Regions from separate parts of the Mus musculus genome. Here region 1 is linked to region 2. Evidence: chromatin loops called from intact Hi-C (ENCODE). Cell type or tissue: heart. All regions are shown on one strand.

Region 1 (2,500 bases), 270 kb before region 2:
TTGACCTTGAACTCTTGGCAACCCTCCTGCCTCAGTCTCCAACATGTGCCATCTCACAAACATGTGCCACCATATCTGGCTGAAGAAATTGTAGCTTTTAATATAAGTCATGGCTCTGATTTTTCAGAGCCAGAGGCCACTGTCCTTGGGCCAGTCTGGGGAGATAGGCTAAGAGGAAGGATTGGGATCCCATGCTGCTCTGGGTGATCTGGTGGCTCAGATAGAAGGATGGAGGCCGGAGAAAGTGTTCTAAGGAGGGACAAGAGAGCATAAAAATGTCCAAGGAGTGGGACAAAGAAACCTTAAGGGAGTGCCGGGGACCAAGGCTAATGTGAGAGGGACACATGGAGCGCAGTTGACCTTGGGTTGGGGATTTTATTTTAAATCTCTTGAAAAGACCTGGGAGACTATAGGCAGGACACCATGTGGTCTGACTTATGCTTTCCCCACATCCTGGTTTGCAGGGGATAATGGCCGGCTCGGTCCCATTGCCTGGTCACGGGTCTCCTTCCTGGATTTCAGATTTTGTTATTAGGTTTTTCATTTTATGAGCAACATAAATTTTATGGCACAGATCTCAACTCTCACCATCATGGCGTGTTTACATGATTCCACTGGGGTGGTTACGTTACACAGATCAAAACAGAATGGAGTCCAGAAGGCCCGTCTGCTCCTGGCACTTCTACCCTTCCCCTCCGCTGCACTGGTATCTGTCTCGGGGCCTGGTCCAGAACATGGGCTCATATAGAAGGACCCCTTGGTGCCTGGCTTCCCTCCTGTGGAATGTTCACAGGTGTCTTGGACCCGTAGTATATCCTGACTAACATGCAGACTTGACCTAAGAGTTATGGACCTGCTGGGTGTTGTAGCATGTGCCCATATCCTGGGAGGCAGGGGCAGGATCATGACTAACCAGGTTTACTTAGAAAGACCTTGTTTAAAAAAATTAGAAAGATGGGCTGGTGAGATGGCTCAGTGGGTAAGAGCACCCGACTGTTCTTCCAAAGGTCCGGAGTTCAAATCCCAGCAACCACATGGTGGCTCACAACCATCTGTAACGAGATCTGACGCCCTCTTCTGGTGTGTCTGAAGACAGCTACAGTGTACTTATATGTAATAAATAAATAAATCTTTAAAAAAAATTAGAAAGATGACCAATCAATAGATTTATAAGTTGATTGATGACTAATAGATGATAAATGTTAGACTAATTGATGAGTAGTAGATGAGAGATAGGTGGTAAATTTACAGGCTGATTGATGACCTGTAGATAATAGATCAATAGATAAATTTCTAGAATGGAAATAGATTTCTTTCTAGAATAAATCATTCCACTTTCCCTGAGACTGTAGCCTGTTTATTCGGTCAGCACCAGTGTTGCCATGCTCAGCAGAGACCACTAGGTGGCAGTGTGAACACAGCTGTTCAAGCCATAGGACCAGGTGCCAGCAATAGAATGAATCTCCCTTTGACAGGATTCTGCAGAGAGCAGAGCAGAGAGCACACATGCCCTCGGGCACACCTTTGTCAGTGACCTACTCTTGGACGCCATGTCTATGACACAATAGAAACGATGAACTGACAGCTCAGCTCAGCCTTAAGCGTGGACACTCACACTCTCCACAATAAAATTATTACCGAAGCTTAGATTGTTTGTGGGAGTGTTGTTGTTGTTGTTTTTGGAGGGTTGTTTTGGTTTTGTTCCTTGAGACAGAGACAGTAGCCCAATCTGGCATCCCTGCTAGGTAGCGGAGGCTGGCTTTGTGTGTTCCTGATCCTTCTGCCTGCCTTTGCCTTCCAAGGGTTAGAATGACAGGTTTGCGCAGGGTGGGCTACCAGGCGTAAGCACACGGCGACATGTATTTATACATGCAGAAGCTCACTTCTCGGATTGTGATAAGTCAGCTGTGGTCAAACTGATTTTTAAACATTAACATTGTCTCGGGGATAGTGGCACATGCCTGTCACTCCAACACCTGGGGGACCAAGGCATTGTGTGTGTTTGAGGCCAGACTAATCAACGAAGTGAGTCCCTGTCTCAACATTGGAAAAAAAAAAAAAAAACTAAAATTCAAACTTATGTCTGTGGCTGGAAATGGACACTAAGTCTCTTAGCTATTGTACTCTGTGTGAATGGAGGAGGAAGAGGAGGAGGAGGGGGGGGAGGGGGAGGAGGGGGGGAGGAGGAGGAGGGGGAGGAGGAAGGGGAGGAGGGGGGAGGGGAGGGGGAGGAGGAGGAGGAGGAGGAGGAGAAGAAGAAGAAGAAGAAGAAGAAGAAGAAGAAGAAGAAGAAGAAGAAGAAGGAGAAGGAGAAGGAGAAGGAGAAGGAGAAGGAGAAGGAGAAGGAGAAGAAGAGAGAAGAGAGGAGAGGAGGAGGAGGAGGAGGAGGAGGAGGAGGAGAGAGAGAGAGAGAGAGAGAGAGAACAAACAGTGGCTTGTGAACAGCTGTTCAGCCTGAGTTCAGGGCCCAGCATGGGAGTCTGGGCTAGACTATCTCACT
Region 2 (2,500 bases):
GCCTGGCAGAGCATGGTTCAGGCAGTGTCATGGGGAGTGGTGGGTAGGAGGAGGCATAATGCCTGTGGAGGTAACCCCTACCTGCCCAGACCCTTACCTCATGCCCCTAACCAGCAGATGTTACAGCACTTTATGTGGTTCCTGATTAAGCTGTGAAGCTTTGTGAGCTGGGTGGAGGGAGTTTGACTTAGGGAATGAGTCATGAATCGTTTGCTCTGGTGATGGCTTGGTTGGTTATGGAATATGTCATAGCCTCTTCCATCCGGATCTAGTAATGATTCTAGGCAAGCTATTTAGCCACTTCCCTATCTGTAGAACAGAACTAATCACATGTGTGTGGTGGGGGTCACCATGTGTAACCACCCAGTGTATGTTAGTTCAGTGCCATTCTGCTCTGTCTCATCCACTCCCTCTGTTACTAACTAAGTTAGGAAAAGGGGAAGGCTTAACCAGTCTCTGCTGCCTTATCCTTGGATGGCCTACCTCCTCTCATTTTGGTACAATAAGGTTTTTCTTAGACCTTAAAATAACTTGCTCAAACAGAACACCAGCATTGATATTTTTTGTTTAATCTTTTTTTAAACGTTTGTGTGCCTGTGCATGCACACAGGTCTCAGTCTACAAACATTGTACAGAAAACATGGTTCTTTCCTTCTAGCTTGTGGGCCCCAGGATGGATCTCTGGTTGCCAGGAAAGAGGCAAGAGAGTGCCTCTGCCCTCTGAGGCCTCTCACTAATTCTTCTTTTTGGCCATGTGTCCTTGTGCTTCGGGCTAGTTAGCAAGCATGTTCTCCTGTCAGAACCCTGAGATAACAAAAAGGAAGCTGGTTAACGGTAAGCCGTAACCAGCATTTTAATGTTTTTAGAGGGAGCCACTGCCAGTCTTTGTGTATTCAGTTACATTGAGTTGGCACCACTCCACTGATGTTCATTTCCTGCTGTATGCTGTATTGCACAGCAAAGTCAGACCTGTTGTGGAGTACAGATCAAACCATGAACTGCTCTTCACTGACGGTTCTCCACGTGGACTTGCAGTCCATGTAGCACAAGGGCAAGAAGATAATGTTAGACTTCTGGAATAAGTTAAGTAAAGATAGGTATGTAAGCGCTCAATGTTGCTCAGTTAAAAAAATAATCTCTGAACTGATTGACAACACAGCTAGAACCACACTTGTCTGTTTAACACTTTGTCTGTCTACATGATGCTGTAGTCTGACACTGTAGAGGGTTCAAAAGGTGTGTGTGACCACAGATAGGACGGCAAATACTTGTTGCTCAGTATGAAGCAGAGGCAGGAGGATTGGTGCTCAGGGCCAACCACAACTATGGGTTCCAGGCCAGTCTGGGCAATGAGGCCCTGTCTCAAAACAAACATGACCTACATATTTTAAGTTTGATCATGTGGGGTTTTTTACATTTTATTTTTATTTTTAAACTGGCCTTTGTGGTGGAATTGTGCCACCTAGTGGCACAACTGCAGGCTGGCTGGCTGCAATACTGATGCAACATTGGATTCTTTAGACCAGTGATTGTCATGTTCGCGCACGAGTTAACCACTTAGTTAGTAAATGAGGCTGAATAGAGCCCTGACATTATAAGCTCAAAAAGAAATAACTTGTATTTATCGTCTTAGTGTGCGAAACTTAACCAAGATACATTATTTTTCCAGCCGTCAGTATGTAAATAATGGCTGCTGTGTGACTTAATGGCAACCTGTCGTATAGTGTGTATCTGGCTTTGCACCTATGCTTTAAGAAGAACGTAGGGTAGTTCTACAGTCATGTTAATATAGTCTAGGCTAACTTGGACTTAACAATGGAAGAGAAACGATCCAGTGGACAGAAGTGCTACCTAGGAAAAGAGCCTGGGGACAGGAGGATGAGTTCTGTTCCCAACATGCCCACATGGTAGATCATGACTGCCTCTTAACTCTAGCTCCAGGGGATTGACAGCGACTTTTTGTGGCTTGTGGGGACACTGCATACACATGCTAGCTATATATATATACACACACACACACACATACATATGTATATATACATGTAGGCAAACACTCACTCATATACAGAAAGTCAAAACCAATCTTCTAGCCTAGTCTGGGCTCATTACTTGAAGTGTTCTTACCAAATCACTGGGTTAGCTTTTATTACCTTGGTATAAATAAAATTCAGAATTGTTTCAAGATTGAAGTGCTATAGTCTTTTATTAAACATAATTTATTTGTGAAATATAAGTTGACACTGGGCCCAGATTGGCCTGGAACTTGCTTTGTAGACCAGGCTTAACCAGAATCCTTAATGTTCCTGACTCAGCCTTCTGAGTGCTGGGGTTAGAGGCTGGCACCACCATGCCCAGCATAATTACAACGCATCTGAGCTCTGAGCTTGTGCAGACACACTCATTCATACAGAAATACCCCAGGACCACAGGATACAGCTGTTCCACCATGTGACACCTTCGTAGAAAATGCCTGTTTTTGTGCTTTAATCTTGTCACCTCT

What was found. Peaks named below come from ENCODE experiments on the same cell type or tissue, not always from the same donor. Only the 100,000 strongest peaks of a DNase experiment are listed, where the experiment ranks them.
Region 1: a loop joins it to region 2, with 4 times the contacts of the local background. A loop is called at or near these places in 17 of 42 quality-filtered maps.

Annotation. Positions count from the first base shown.
Region 1 is chr2:165,777,681-165,780,180 of GRCm38, forward strand. No RefSeq gene overlaps it. Among named protein-coding and RNA genes, the nearest start is that of Gm29993, 47 kb to the left of the region's middle. In heart, a CTCF peak has its summit at 1,402 (motif pointing right); a DNase peak (open chromatin) is centred at 1,431.
Region 2 is chr2:166,044,946-166,047,445 of GRCm38, forward strand. All of the region lies in intron 2 of Ncoa3 (nuclear receptor coactivator 3), which reads left to right. Among named protein-coding and RNA genes, the nearest start is that of Ncoa3, 54 kb to the left of the region's middle. In heart, a CTCF peak has its summit at 1,460 (motif pointing left); a DNase peak (open chromatin) is centred at 1,326; H3K27ac peaks cover 339 bases.